5 separate regions of the Homo sapiens genome follow, and regions 2, 3, 4 and 5 are each linked to region 1. Evidence: chromatin contacts called from ENCODE Hi-C or POLR2A ChIA-PET data. All regions are on one chromosome and are shown on one strand. Each heading gives the region's core, a stretch centred on a gene start or an enhancer-like site at or near the end of the contact. The rest is flanking DNA. Distances are from core to core; before and after follow the strand shown.

Evidence for each region. A loop is a pair of places that touch in the nucleus more often than their neighbours do. ChIA-PET counts read pairs that join two places held with the same protein, here RNA polymerase II (POLR2A). Pooled maps may share reads with other maps.
Region 2: a loop to region 1 is called in a map of B cell, with 12 times the contacts of the local background. The contact joins two enhancer-like sites. A Hi-C loop is called at or near these places in 7 of 168 maps with a recorded cell type or tissue (B cell, CD4-positive, alpha-beta memory T cell, K562 and 3 more) and 11 of 50 pooled maps. POLR2A ChIA-PET finds 5 or more read pairs at or near these places in 3 of 52 experiments (T-cell, activated B cell and activated naive CD8-positive, alpha-beta T cell).
Region 3: a map of natural killer cell shows a loop between it and region 1 (2.8-fold over the local background). The contact joins two enhancer-like sites. A Hi-C loop is called at or near these places in 7 of 168 maps with a recorded cell type or tissue (CD4-positive, alpha-beta T cell, CD4-positive, alpha-beta memory T cell, CD8-positive, alpha-beta T cell and 3 more) and 9 of 50 pooled maps. POLR2A ChIA-PET finds 5 or more read pairs at or near these places in 9 of 52 experiments (CD4-positive, alpha-beta T cell, CD4-positive, alpha-beta memory T cell, CD8-positive, alpha-beta T cell and 6 more).
Region 4: a loop to region 1 is called in a pooled map, with 6 times the contacts of the local background. The contact joins two enhancer-like sites. A Hi-C loop is called at or near these places in 5 of 50 pooled maps. POLR2A ChIA-PET finds 5 or more read pairs at or near these places in 4 of 52 experiments (CD4-positive, alpha-beta memory T cell, CD8-positive, alpha-beta memory T cell, HepG2 and 1 more).
Region 5: a loop to region 1 is called in a map of OCI-LY7, with 10 times the contacts of the local background. The contact joins two enhancer-like sites. A Hi-C loop is called at or near these places in 5 of 168 maps with a recorded cell type or tissue (Calu3, OCI-LY7, cardiac septum and 2 more), 2 of 37 single-sample maps with no recorded cell type and 15 of 50 pooled maps. POLR2A ChIA-PET finds 5 or more read pairs at or near these places in 6 of 52 experiments (AG04450, CD4-positive, alpha-beta memory T cell, OCI-LY7 and 3 more).

What each region holds. Positions count from the first base shown.
Region 1 is chr3:71,126,037-71,128,893 of GRCh38, forward strand. All of the region lies in intron 6 of FOXP1 (forkhead box P1), which reads right to left. Among named protein-coding and RNA genes, the nearest start is that of FOXP1-AS1, 160 kb to the right of the region's middle. Within about 2 kb of position 1,400, at least 10 of the 41 ENCODE cell types and tissues checked have a DNase peak (open chromatin) inside an H3K27ac peak, as active enhancers do; they include B cell, CD8-positive, alpha-beta T cell, OCI-LY7 and 1 more, where a contact is called at or near this core.
Region 2 is chr3:71,509,790-71,512,646 of GRCh38, forward strand. The region is part of intron 2 of FOXP1 (forkhead box P1); the gene reads right to left. Among named protein-coding and RNA genes, the nearest start is that of MIR1284, 31 kb to the right of the region's middle. RefSeq lists a silencer at 769-1,063. Within about 2 kb of position 1,427, at least 4 of the 41 ENCODE cell types and tissues checked have a DNase peak (open chromatin) inside an H3K27ac peak, as active enhancers do; they include B cell and OCI-LY7, where a contact is called at or near this core.
Region 3 is chr3:71,492,210-71,495,066 of GRCh38, forward strand. It overlaps FOXP1 (forkhead box P1), which reads right to left. Exons shown (of 21, transcript NM_001349338.3): 3 at 1,217-1,346. Among named protein-coding and RNA genes, the nearest start is that of MIR1284, 48 kb to the right of the region's middle. Within about 2 kb of position 1,427, at least 5 of the 41 ENCODE cell types and tissues checked have a DNase peak (open chromatin) inside an H3K27ac peak, as active enhancers do; they include CD8-positive, alpha-beta T cell and natural killer cell, where a contact is called at or near this core.
Region 4 is chr3:71,421,882-71,424,738 of GRCh38, forward strand. The region is part of intron 3 of FOXP1 (forkhead box P1); the gene reads right to left. Among named protein-coding and RNA genes, the nearest start is that of MIR1284, 120 kb to the right of the region's middle. RefSeq lists an enhancer at 119-168. Within about 2 kb of position 1,355, at least 8 of the 41 ENCODE cell types and tissues checked have a DNase peak (open chromatin) inside an H3K27ac peak, as active enhancers do.
Region 5 is chr3:71,391,082-71,393,938 of GRCh38, forward strand. The region is part of intron 3 of FOXP1 (forkhead box P1); the gene reads right to left. Among named protein-coding and RNA genes, the nearest start is that of FOXP1-AS1, 100 kb to the left of the region's middle. RefSeq lists an enhancer at 1,172-1,251. Within about 2 kb of position 1,395, at least 4 of the 41 ENCODE cell types and tissues checked have a DNase peak (open chromatin) inside an H3K27ac peak, as active enhancers do; they include OCI-LY7, where a contact is called at or near this core.

The DNA of each region.
Region 1 (2,857 bases), core at 150-2,649:
GATTTTGAAAAGTGCTGTATAACTATAGATTATGAAAGTAATAACTTCATGGTAGAAGATATGTAAAATGTATACATGAATTGGGAGAAAAATAAAAAATATGACACCATCACCTGCAATGACACATTGTCAGCATTTGGGGATATGATTAAGAAAAGAAATTTTTGGCCGGGCGTGGTGGCTCACACCTGTAATCCCAGCAATTTGGGAGGCCAAGGCGGGCGGATCACCAGGTCAGGAGATCGAGACCATACTGGCTAACACAGCGAAACCCCGTCTCTATTAAAAATACAAAAAAAAAAATTAGCCAGGCGTGGTGGCAGGCGCCTGTAGTCCCAGCTACTCTGGAGGCTAGGGCCAGAGAATGGCGTGAACCCGGAAGGCAGAGCTTGCAGTGAGCCGAGATGACACTACTGTACTCTAGCCTGGGCCACAGAGTGAGACTCTGTCTCAAAAAAATAATCAAATAAATAAAAATAAAAAGAAAAGAAAAGAAATTTTCTTGGGCCAAGCACTGTGGCTCACGCCTGTAATCCCAGCACTTTGGGAGGCCGAGGCAGGGAGACCGCTTGAGCCCAGGAGTTGGAGACCAGCCCAGGCAACATGGCAAAACTCCGTCTCTACTAAAAATACAAAAATTAGCCAGGTGTGATGGTGCACACCTGTAGTCCCAGCTACTTAGGAGGACGATGCATGAGAATCCCTTGAACCCGTGAGATGGAGGCTGCAGTCGGCTGAGATAGCACCACTGTACCCCAGACTGGGTTACAGAGCAAGACTCTGTCTCAAAGAAAAAAACGAAACAAACAAACCAAAAAGAAAAAAAAAAACAAACAAAAAAAAAAAACAAAAACAAAAAAAAAAAGAAAGAAGAAAAAAGAAAAGAATATTTCTTAAGCAAAAACTGGAATCATTTTGTATGGTCTTTTGAAAATTACATTTTGAAATTAAAAGCACATTTTGAGTAGAGATTTTTTTTTCAAATCTAATTTCTATATTCAGGTTCCAACAAACAAACAGCTTCAGGAGCCAAACAACCCAGGCACCTCCACCCTACTGTGGAGTTTTCTGGAAAAGCTTTCAACGAAGGAGTCTGAACAGTAAATGGCACTTGTCTAATTTTTACACTGTGCTTTAGAAACCCAGGAAGGAGGCCCACGGCACTCCAGAATTGAAGAATCACACAGTACCATACCAGGTTAACAGCAGGTTTCAATTCTTTTGCCCCCAAAGCATGAAACTACAGAGCAACCGCTGACTTAACTTTGCAGCGCCCATAAGCAGTACTGTATCTGTTTCTTCACAAAGAACAAACTTGACTTGATTTTTGTGGAAGTTAAATTGCCAACATCATATTGAGTTAAAGAGAAACAAAACAAAAATCAGAAGTTTCAGCCCATGCTGTATCTTTAAAAAAAATACATCCTTTGACCCTAAATAGATTAAAATAAAGAACGATTAGTCTTCACCACCTCCTCCCTCCCCCAACCATCAACATCATGCACTAGCTATATTTTCCAGGCCAGTTTCTTCATGGTAAAACACTTTCTCATGAGACTGCCTGTGGTCAGGGCTGACTATGTCACAGGAAAAAATGCTTCTCATGATCTCTAGATCACAGCGCTTCCAGGTCTAGCCTGAGCATTAAATACAGACACACCCGGAAATTGTAAATGATTTTAACAACAGGACATTTTCCCACCTCAAAACTGGGATAATCTTTGCAGCCTACCTATGTCCCTGGGGTGTTCTGAGTATTAACAAGTTAGCATTAGTCAGGCACTTTGATTTCTACAGACAAAGGGCTCCGTATAAATACAAAGTATGATTATCCAACCCAACTGCCTTTTGGAGAGAGGCGGAAAGGCCACTGCTTCCATCCTTGTCTTCTCAAGGGCAAAGCAACCTCCTAGTTATCTGCAGGGCAATACTCATGAAAGTTGCACTGTATCTGAGCCTCTGCTGCACCGTTCCCTTATATAGTCAAGGAAGAGGGAATCCCTTCTGTGTGCATATTTTCAATTCACATTCCAAAACAGTATAGGCAATGAAACAGATTTTCAGTTGTGATTTATAGGTCTTGATACGACTGGGCCAGGCACTGTGCTAGAATCACGCACATCACTTCTTCAGGATGTGGAGAAGTAAGGAAGCCCCTACAGAAAATCATGTTCCGGTATTTAAAGAATGTGCCAGTATGCGCACATATATCAGTGAATGCCTACATATTAAGAATGATTTCACAAAGCCATGCAAACCCCACTTGAGAACTAAAAAAAAAAAAAACGCAAATTTTAAATCTAAATTTAATATAGATTTGAGCCTTTCCCTTGGCCTCTGGAGGAATCAATTTGAGATAATGACAGCCTTGAAGATAATGAAATGGGTTACATAATATTAAAGACTAGAAGGTATTTCTGAGGGACACAGACATATAAGTAGACTCTCTGTATTACAGCACCTGCCTAACATCTTTAAAGAGAGGGGCAAAATGTTGGCCTCTGATAAATTACGTTGTACCCTAGCCACAGACACTATGGTATACTTTCCTTTAGTTGAGCTATTCATGTTTAGCTTTAAACATCAGAATATAGCCTTCGACAAAACGGTAAGAGTCACTGGTTTGTCCAATGGTATTATTATTTAAAACACACACACATACACCACACAGTCGAACTACTGAGGCAGACATTCCTAAGTGAACTGTCTAGAAAAAGCTAAATTAATGAACCAAGTAATCCTGGGAAATCCTGTCCCATAAAACCATTAGTTGCAATAGGCTAATTCTCAATAAAAAGCCTGGCAAATTCTCAGAAGGCAAAAAGCCTCCTGAGCCTTAAGGGTTAACTCACTTGCC
Region 2 (2,857 bases), core at 177-2,676, 380 kb after region 1:
AAGATCACTTGAGCACAGGAGTTTCAGATTGCAATGAGCTATGATTAGGCCACTGCACTCCAGGATGGCCAAGAGAGCAAGACTCTGTCTCTAAAAAGAAGGAATCAGGCCAGGCACGGTGGCTCACGCCTGTAATCCCAGCACTTTGGGAGGCCAAGGCGAGCAGATCACCTGAGGTCAGGAGTTGGAGACCAGCCTGGCCAACATGGTGAAACCCCATCTCTACTAAAAATACAAAAATTAGCCAGGCGTGTGGTGGCAGGCACCTGTAATCCCAGCTACCAGGGAGGCTGAGGCAGGAGAATCGCTTGAACCCCGGAGGCGGAGGTTGTAGTGAGCCGAGATTGCGCCATTGCACTCCAGCCCGGACAACACAGCAAGACTCTGTCTCAAAAAATAAATAAATAAGAAGAGTCAGGCCATGTGCGGTAGCTCATTCCTGTAATCCCAGCACTTTGGGAGTCCAAGGCGGGTGTATCACTTGAGGACCAGCCTGGCCCACACAGTGAAACCCCGTCTCAACTAAAAATACAAAAAATTAGCCAGGTGTGGTGGTACTTGCCTGTAATCCCAGCTACTTGGGAGGCTGAGGCAGGAGAATCGCTTGAACCCAGGAGGCAGAGGATGTAGTGAGCTGAGATCCCACCACTGCACTCCAGCCTGGGCAACAGAGTGAGACTCTGTCTCTAAAAAAAAAAAATCAGTTGATCTTGGGCCTTGGGCTTTGGCAATCTGAGCCAGTCCAGGTACTTCAGAAAATGAAAGCACACAGGTGCAGCACAATGGAAAGGCTTCCCCCTAGACACTTATGTGTAGTGTCCTCCCAGTGCTGTAGTGAGCTCCTTGCTCTTCCCAGCCACCAGACCTGCAGAGGGGGCTGATGCCTACCAACTGCAATGTTCAACTAAGCTCTGTCCAATCGAGTCAGCAGACCCAGCCATTGCTCATATTTACATTTGTAAAAAGTCAGGACGGAAAGTGTTCATTCCTGGCATGAACTCCCCAATCTGGGCTCATAAACATAAATCAAAGCTGAAGGTCATTTTTAAAAAATCAGTACATGCCTCATTAAAACAATTTTTTTAAAACTGAGTTTCTTGAACCACGGCCTATAATTTACAAAGTGCAAATGTCTGAGATACGTGTGCTAAATTTAAAGAAACAACTATTATTAAACACCCCATTATGTAAGGCAGTGAAATATATTTGCACTCTGTATATCCGTTATAATATTTCAACTGAGCCTCACAATGTTTGGCAGTTCTTTCCTTCGGTGATAATAAAAGGCTTTTCTTTCCATTAAATATCTAAATTAAGTCAAATAGTGTATGTTAAATAAGCCCATAAGTCCTTTTGTATGATGCAATGAAGTCTTGAAATGCTTATCTACTGAGCACTCTGGCTTAAAGGCTGGTGGTTTATGTCCCCTGCAGAGCCCCGGGACCCTGCTGGCTTGGCCAGACTGTGAAAATAAGCTTCAAATGACCAAACGCAACTGCAACTTTAAAAGTAGGAACCAGACCAGACACAACAAACCACAGTGTAGTCAGCCTCACTTGTCATAATTCATATGTGTGGAATTCAACTGTAAAAGCATTCACAGAGTGCTAAATTTCCTCCATTGGGGCATTCCATGTGGAATGTCAGATTTTGAAAAGCTGCTGATAAGCCACTCCTGATTACAAGTCTACAAGTTGTAGAATTAATAAAAAAAAAAAAAAAATTACCCCAACCCCAAAACATCTCTGTCTGTGTCATCCAATCCTAAACAATGTAGGCAAGTGCCAATATTTTTAAATAACCAGGCCATAAAAATATGCACTCAATTGGTGGCCCTGTATGAACACTGACTTCCTTTTTTTTGGTTTTCTTTTAGCTCCATGTCTACATTATTCTCCATTTTGATGGCCTACATAATGATCACTTATAGCAATCCTTTTTTTGAAAAAGAATCTCATCATGGTTCAATGACTTAAAAATATAATCCTTACAGATTTTTAAAAGAGAAACTTGAATGGATAAATATATTCATGTGTAGATTTCAAAGCCATGCATGTATATATAGATGTAAACACATGAAAATGTAATAATCCAATTAGCACATCTTTTTTGGAAACTAAATTAATCTTAACAAAACTGGCCTAAGGCTCAGGTAGGAGTTGACGGAACTGCTGGTGATGACGACAACAATAATAGCTGCCATTTAGTCAACATTTACTTTGTGCCAAGTGCAGTGCTCAGCCCTTGACATAGATTTTCCCATTTGGTTCCTCACAACAAAGCTCTGATGTAGGAATGCATCTTTATACGTGAGAAAACCACGGCTCAGAGATGGGAAGTCACCTGCTCAAGGTCACATAGTAATTAAGTGGAGGGGAACCAGGGGTTGAACCTAGTTCACATTGTGCTATATTGCCTCCCAGTGGTGCCTTAGAGACAGGATATAGGGCCTGGCGAAGGGTAGGGTAATATACCTGGCCCCTAAATGACCTCTTATCTTGGCTAAGGACAGGCAGCATAGCCTAGGCCCCATCTCAGGAGAAGATTTAAGAGCAGACACACCCTGTAAGCAAGGTAAAAAGCCAGAGCCATATCCCACCTCTCTTGCAGACACAAAGGAAGAAATCCCCACCCAAAAATGAACTCCTAACCTTCCTCCACCTATTACCTTATTGCCTTGTTACCAAAAGCACCATATGCATGTTCCTGAAGAGTCTATTTTTCCCCCATCACAACACACTTAAGTAGTACATATTTAAGACAGAAAAGCAATAGTAGTCCTCTTCTTTCTACAATGCAATCCAACTTTTCCTGGGTGACAAAAGATGAATAAAGGGATGAGAGAAGCAAAGGTGTT
Region 3 (2,857 bases), core at 177-2,676, 370 kb after region 1:
AGGAGGCTGAGACGGGCGGATCACCTGAGGTCAGGAGTTTGAGACCAGCCTGGCCAATGTGGTGAAACCCTGTCTCTCCTAAAAGTACAAAAATTAGCCAGGCATGGTGGCGGGCGCCTGTAATCTCAGCTACTTGGGAGGCCGAGGCAGAAAAATTGCTTGAACCTGGGAGGCGGAGGTTGCAGTGAGCCGAGATCGCGCCACTGCACTCCAGCCTGGAACAATTGGGAAACTCCGTCTCCAAAAAAAAAAAAGAAAAAAAATCAAAGAGAGAGCCTAATTTGCCCCATGCCAGGTTACTATTAAGCCTCCCAACTCCCAATACAGTGCCCTTTCTGCTTCACTACACTTCTCTCCATTATTTAGAATTTGCTTCCAATACTACTGCACTAAGACAGAAAAAGATGAGGGTCTTACCAATTAAATGCTATTCAATACAAACCCTGAAATGATAAGGTTCTCCATGAAACTGACCTCATCCAATGGCAAGGCTACCACAAATGATGTCAGAGTTGTCACCCAAAATGCCTGGCCTCAACCAATCATTGTCTCTGCTAATGACAAGTCACAGTGTTCATTACTACAGGGGAGTCATTGATTGCTGAGGAACAGGATGGATGGAAAACACACTTAGAGAAAAATATCATCATGTCCTTTCTAACCTCCCCCTAAAAAGTCAATGAATAACCTAATGAGGTAAATTATGATACAAAAAAATTTCCAGAAGTCTTTCAAAAAATCTTTGAAAATCCCAAGTTTCCAATCCTTTGGCTTTCTCATAAGTCCTGATCATACAAAAAGTTTGGGATAGGACTCTCTCAAGGAACAAATTAGACTCAAATTTCCCCTAAAACTCAAGATGAAAAAATTGTTGTCTTATTTCTTGGTGGCTCATGTTATCACCAAGTTGTAATGGGACCAAAAAAACAATTACTCATTCAACGTTGCACATGGACCAAAACTGAGATAGTCCATCCTTCAGAGTATGATTAAAACAAACAAGCCAACAGAGGAAGTTATCCTATGTCCTATTATGCCTTTTATAAATCCTCAGATCACCGCAGGAATTATCTGAAAAGATTACACCAGAAAACAATGACAGAGTTTGTCCCTTCTTTCAAGATAAGAATCTCTCATCCTGGGTGGGCAACTGTCTTGAAGGACTTTTTGTCTTGTGAATTTTCAGATGAATAATCACAAACATTCATTCACTCACCCTTTTGGCTAGCAGGCATCACATCCATCCGTTCATGGCTGACAGCAAATCAGAGAAGGGATCGAAGCCCTCACCATTGCCGAAATGTTTTGTTCGGAAACTGGAATTGTCAACAAAAGCTTCTGGGACACTGCAACACAAAAATATTTTTTACACATAACTAAGATGTAACTTCTAAAACCACCACTTCCTTACACTTGAAAACAGCAAGACATAGATTCTTGAGGTAGGGGAAAACACCGTTCAAGCCAGGGTATGTCAATACATCAAGTGTGATGCTGTTAAATATGAACCGGAAATACTGTTTTGAAAGATACATTTACTAATCACTTCAACACGTACACTGTAAAGTTGTTATTTATTATGGGCTTTGTACCAAATATTTTAAATATTTTAGCATATGAAAATACCACTTCCCATTATCAAGTCTTCAGGTAACAATAAACTGTTTTAACTAAAATATTACACAGATAAATGTACCATTCCCTATTAAGTTATGATCTTTTTCGAAGAACAAAAAAAGTAAAAAATTTAAATAATTTTAAATTATTTTAGAAATACTAGTACTAATAACGAACATTAAAACTAGTAGGAAAGGTAATCATCATTTTTTTCTCCAAAATAATTCTATTTTATTCTAAAAATGATTATGGATTACATAAGGAGCAATACTCATGGAGATGTTTCCATCAAGAAAGCACATACGGTGCGATGGTCAGGGCTCAAAAGCTGAGAAGCCTGAGTTCTGGACCCGGTATGGTCTTCAGTCACTAGTGTGGCCCCAGGAGAGCCATTTATCATCTCGATTCCAGTCTCTTCACCTGTAGGGTCAGGGCATTAACCGATGCTCTTCAAGTTCCTTCTACCTCTAAGCTTCTGTCTTTTTGAAAGAAGCATATTTCTTCTAAATACTTTAAACTAATTAACTTCTCCTTTAAGCTTCCTGATTAAAAAGAGATTTTTGGTTTTTGTTTTGTTTTTACCATGATTCACTCTCATGCTGACCTGCCATCAACACTGAAGATGTGCTGTGACCAGAGAGTTTTTCAAGCGCTTAGAATGCTAAGCCTGGCACCAGTACCTAACCCTATTGAGCCAGCATCCCGGCGGCTGGCAGCATCCCCTGGGTGCCCAGGAAAGGCTTCCATTCCTCTCCAATGAGCATAGCTCCATGTCCTGCAGAAATCTGTCCAGATGTATTCTAGATTGATGCTTCTCAAACTTCTGTGCATAAGCATCTTTTGGAGAGCATTTCAAAATACAGATTCCTGGGACCCATCCCCGAAGACTCTGATTCACTAGATCTGGAGTGGGCCTGAGATTCTGCATTTCTAGAAAACTACCAGGAGATGCTGATACTACCAATCATGGACCACACTTCGAGTCAAATGGCAAAGTCCTATTCTCCAAGCCTCCAAGCAGCTTTGAGATCCAAGAAGTACTTCCAAGGCTCAGACATGCTCCCTAAAGCCATGAAGTCTATGTCACATAGAAAAAAAAAAAAAGAAAAGAAAAAAGAAAAAGAAAAGAAATGAAGAAATGGGCTGAAGTTGTTTACCATCTTTAGGATAAAATTTGAATTTCTTTCCATGGCCTGAGGGCCCTACATAATCTGGCCACTTTCTACTTCTCTGACGCTGC
Region 4 (2,857 bases), core at 105-2,604, 300 kb after region 1:
GCTGATGGAGCACCTCCATGTGAAAAGCTCAGAAGGCAAGTCATAATTTGATCCCCTCTTGACGTGGCCTTGGTTTCCTATTTTATCATTTTAGGAGATGCTTCCTTTTGAAATTTTCAAACAACCCAGCCCAACTTTTTAAGACAGTCTGCAGTCACCCCGCAATTGGGATGCTGAACATCTTTTACTTTCAAGCACTGCGACATCTTAATGGTGTGATGTGGAACAGGAAACATTAACTCACCCGCTAGTTTCAGTCACACTTCACAGCTTTCTAACACAAGTCAAGGACAACACGTAAGGAAGTTAGAAGTCAAGGGGAGTGATAATGCAGGCACTTCAGAAGAGAGAAGCATGCAACAGCATCAGCATAAACACGAACTTCTCAACCAACAACCCTCCCCCTTTTCACTCCTATTAGAAAAACTACATACAATCCAAAATGTTCTAGTGCTCCTTAAACCTAAATGCACGTGAATCACCTGGCCATCTTGGCAAAAGACTGATTCAGTCGGTCTGGGGTGGGGCCTGAGACCCTGCATTTCTAATAAGAACTCAGGTGATGCCGCGGCTGCTCGTTTGAGGACCACACTTTGAGCAGTGAGGGCATGGGGTCCCTCCCCCACGTCCTCACCTCTCTTCTCACCCTTCCAGTGAGGTCAGGAGAGCCCACAACTGAAAACAGGTTTCCACCTGAACAAGGCTGAAAACTTGTTTCAAATGAATCTGAAGTGTGGGGAAATAATCGAAAAGAAAGCCAAAAAGAATAATCGCCCAAGCTGCAACAAGTCCTTCCAATTAAACAGAGAAGGAACTCACTGGTAGTGCTGTACAGCTCCCACACTTCAGAGAAGGATCTAGGGGACAAACTTAACCAATGGAAGAAAAAAAGGGGTGAATGCCCTCTCTCTTGGCTGTGTAAGCCTTGAAATTCTTTCATCTCAGTAAGAGTTACCTACCATTTCTGGGTACACACACACACAAGCGCGCACACACACACACACTCACACACCCCTTCTTTCATATGGAGAAAACACAAACCAAAACTCCAATACAAACCCCCATGTGTAAGCTAAGACAAGTCAAGATTTCCTTGGAGAAAACTAAAACTCATTCAGGAGCCAGGAAAGAGCTGCCTGAAGCCCAACACCCAGCCCAATATCTGAGGCCTCCAACTCTCCAGCTGCTACAGGCAACCCAGTAAGATGCCAATGTCTCTGGTTCAACAGGTTTAGAACACCTCCAAGTCCCCAGAGACAATTTCACATCTTCAAAGCTCTCACTGAGGGTGAATTTATGAATCCACACAGCACCTACAAGTTCTTCCTTCCCTAGGTGCTATTAAGCCCATTTCACAGATGAGGAAGCAGAGAGAGACATAAGAATTGTGGCAACTTGCCAAGCGCATCGCAGAGCAAGACCAAGCGTGCATCCAAAGTGAGAAGGCTCCAGGCTCCCACTCCCAAGACCAACCCAGCCACTCAGAACATCCTAGTCACAGGCCCTGAAGCGGTGTTCCTTTGGCAAAGACAGAGGTTCACCTTGGACTTCTGCCAAGGAAAAACACATTAGTCCTAAAGGCGTGTCCTCTGTCTCCCCTCGCAAACTGCTCAACTTTATAGGATATCCGGGATTAGACCAGCTTCTCCTCACACAAAGAGCATCCCCCTGCTGGCTGGCATGCTCAGACATGGTTCTACCAGGGGTACAAAGCAGACCTGACAAAGAATCATAGGCCATAGAACCAGAATTAGAGAGGTAGCTGGCCATGGGGCCAACACAGGGGCCTCCCAGGCTGGCCTGTGTGGATTTCTCAGTCACGTTATCTGCATCCCAGGCACACTGTATCTCCCACCTCACTGAGCCCTTCAGCAACCCTGGCAGGGAAGTGCTATTATGCTCCCCCGCCGCCCCGCCCATTCTATGTGTGATCTAGCTGAGCCTGAGACATCTTCAGTTGTATTTAATCAGCTTGTCTTAGGTCACATGATTTCATGAATGGCCCTAAATATACCCGCAAGTCCATAAAGATGCACCAGCAGAAATATATTTCTATTTTTATTTCTTACTTATTTTATGTACATATTTATTTTTTAGAGACAAGGTCTCCTTATGCTGCCCAGGTTTATCTGGAATTCTTGGCTTCAAGTGGTCTTCCCGCCTCAGCCTCCCAAGTCGCTGGATTATAGGCCCAAGCTGTCAGGCCTGGCTTAGAAACATTTCTAATGCTAACATTTCTGCCAGAATGCCAACCTTTTTCAATAAGTAACAAAGAACTGCGCTGAAGGATGGTCCTTTAACCATAGTCTCACCAGCAGCAAGAAGGAAGGGACAATGATTTTGGCGACCAGGCAAACAGAGGCATCACCTCCTCTGCAGTCAAACAGGGAAGATCATAAATCCCAATTTGGGCTTTCAAGTCATAATTAGGATAATGTCCATCTTTTGCAAGCTCTGGCGATGTTGCAAGCACTGGGTAGGGCGCCTTCCCTATCTCATTTGTAATCCCCACCATAACCTTGCAATGTTACCAATGAGGAAACAAGTGCTTTGCCCAGTGCCCACAGCCAGGTAAAGAGGATTCCATGTCTGGTTCTCCTGACTCTAAATTTGTGATATTTCCACCACACCACACCATGGAAATTAGGTGGTTCTGTAAGAACACTGGGGACCACCATGCCTAAGAATCATAAAATGCAGCTAACTTCCAGAGGTGTATTAATCAAACCCAAAACTGTCAGAAGGTTTTTAAAAACCCACAAAAATCCGCACTCCAATTTTGCCACTAATTTCCAAGCCATCATAGGAAAACCACCAAAACAAGGTTGGTGTCACTGCCGAGCTGAAGAAGTGGTCC
Region 5 (2,857 bases), core at 145-2,644, 270 kb after region 1:
AGGAAATGATGAATCTGTATGAATGGAAGATCTAAGTATTCTCCACTTGTAATAATAACACTCACCTAAAACAAAAATATCACATATTTCCAATTCTAGATTGGACTTTGTCAGGTTTCAATATTAAGAGTCAATTTTATTGACTTCCTCCAGTTTAAATTTAGAAATCTTTTTCTTACTGTCTTAACCACCCATGCCTACTTGCCCCCACTACAAAAAGTTTCATGGTTTAGACATAGGTTGAAAAATCTGCCTAACTAAATAAACAAAGACTGCCTTTCTTTCCAAATAAAAATGAGTTTAAGAATTTGCCTACTGTTCCCCCAAGACACAATCATATAGCAAATTCTCCCACCTCCAAAATGATTGATGTGATGTCTTTCCTTTCTTTCATCATTCCCTACCTTGTCTGGTCGCTGGTGAAAACCAGGAAGCCACAGACACACACTTCGGTCTTTCGCTTGTGCGGGCCTCAATTCTCCAATGCCAGGTTGCTGCCAATGTCCTTGCAGCCAATGGTAAACAGGCCACAAGGTTCAAGTTAACTGCGGAGCGTTACTACACTGAACATCTGGTCATGAATGAACGGATTGCCCACTAACTCTCAGCATTGGGCAGCTGATGAAAAATTCAACATTTTCCTTGTTGGCACAGTTGTTTTGGAGAATTCTCTAGAGCTTCCTGAATTATATTAAGAAAATTTCACTGCAGCAATCTATATCTGTGAGAACAGCTGGTGTTGAAAGGGATCTGCTGCTCTCTCTCTGTGCTGGGGGACCTCATGTTGGATCAGGACACTTTTACTACATTTGTCCTTGAAAACTTAGCCTTCGTTCAGGGGTACAGGGTAAAGCAGGAAAGACAGCTCACGGATGCTGGATTCCACACAGACGAACATCTTAATTCAGAGTGAAAAATCTATTACTCAGTGAAGAAGGCATTAAGATCAAAACAGTTCATTAGAAATAGACCTGTCTCTGAATTTTCTTTAGAAAACATATCTAATCAAAATTATCGTTGGGTTATGATATCAGATTGGTCCTATCAGCATGGCACATTTCCTAAAGATTTTCAGTAGAAAATAATAGTCCTTTATAAAACTCAACTAGATGCAATGTGTCCAAACATTACTTTTTCACCACATAACTGATTTTAAACTCAGCAAAGTGTTTTATTAAACCTAAGGGTGAAACAATTAGAGCAAATCTGATGTAATATGTTACATTATACTCAGCACTGGAAGAGGTCACAGTGACAGAGGTGTCTGAGGCTTAAGAAAAGAAATTCTCTAAAAATATAACAGTCGCGTTTAAAGAAATTAACTTGTTAATGGATATATGTGATATATTACTATTCTTTTTGTTTAAAAAAAAGGAAGTGGTAAACTTAAGTCAAGCTAAATTTAGGCTATTATCTATGCAGCATAAATTTCACTTCTGTGTATAAATGCTAACTTGCATATTTCTCCATGGTAACTAAACTATGATTAAAACAACAGTGAAACCAGCCTTTAAAGCCACCTGTTTAACTAGGAACAACCTAATTTACAAAAATACTTAAACTTTGGAAATTTCATGGGCATCTATATCGTGCTCTTCCCAGTAGAAAGCTCACTTTTCCATGAACATATAATTGCAATGCACTTGGCCTAGGTCGCAATCATTCTTTTTTTAACTAGTGTAATTTTTTTCATGTATTGTTCACGCTAACCTAAGTGGTATTTAAGATTGTAAAGAATAAGACTGTAATAACTCTTTCCAAGAAGAAAGTTATTTTACCGTTTGGAAGGGATTAATTTACCTAGAAAGTATCTTCACATTTTACAAAAAGAACAAATGAAAAAAGTGAGAAAATTCCAAACTGAAATGACTCTTTGAGATGGCAAGCCACATTCAAACTAATTTTTTTATTGAGATAGCCTGATAATTTACTAATGAAGAAATGGGCTATTTTATTGGTGAAATTAAAGAAATAATTATAATATGCCCAAGAATAATAAAAATGTAGGTATAAGCAATATTTTCTTATTTAATTATAAAACATAAAAGTAGGTTTGAATGTGAATCATTTTGAAACCTTAGAATTGGGTTTAGAATTTAAATACTGAAAACCCCATGAAGTTGAAGCATAATCATAATAGGTCAGGTTTGGTGTGAAAATCATGACTCATATTCATGACACATATTCAGAAATGCCTCATACTAAAACTTTATTATAATCAAAAATTGATCCTCAGTTTTTTTTTGTCTCCTGGTCTTTACATGATGTAATGTCTAAGACCACATTTCACACTGTTAAGTAATGATGACTATAGAAGACTCATAATAAAAAAAAAACTCATAAAATGTCACAATTTATAATTTTATGTATACTTGCCTCTCTAATATCATGTACATTTACGCAGTGGATGCTAATTAGATAACAACGGTATTACTATAATGTCTATAAAACCTGCCTTTAAAACCAAATTCCGTTAAAAATAGTCTTTTCAAGCTGACATAGCCCATTTCCAGGGTCATATTTAAAATAATTAGCACCATTGCTAGTAAATGTTCTAATAAAACTTGAAAATGATTTCTAAGCAAAATGCAAAATTCTCTAAACTTAACAAGAAAGTCTTCCAGTAATCTGAGATAATCTTTTGAAAGGGTGTCTGTGAAATCAAAGCAGTTTTAACATTTTAAAGTTCAGAATCTCTAGGGCCACTTACATGGCTCCTGAAAACTACTCTTGGAGAACCTGACCTATGGACTCTCTCATCCCATCTGATTCTTTTTCATTTTTTAAATTTTTTGTAGAGATGGGATCTCACTGTGTTGCCCAGGCTGGTGTTGAACTCCTGGGCTCAAGTGATCCT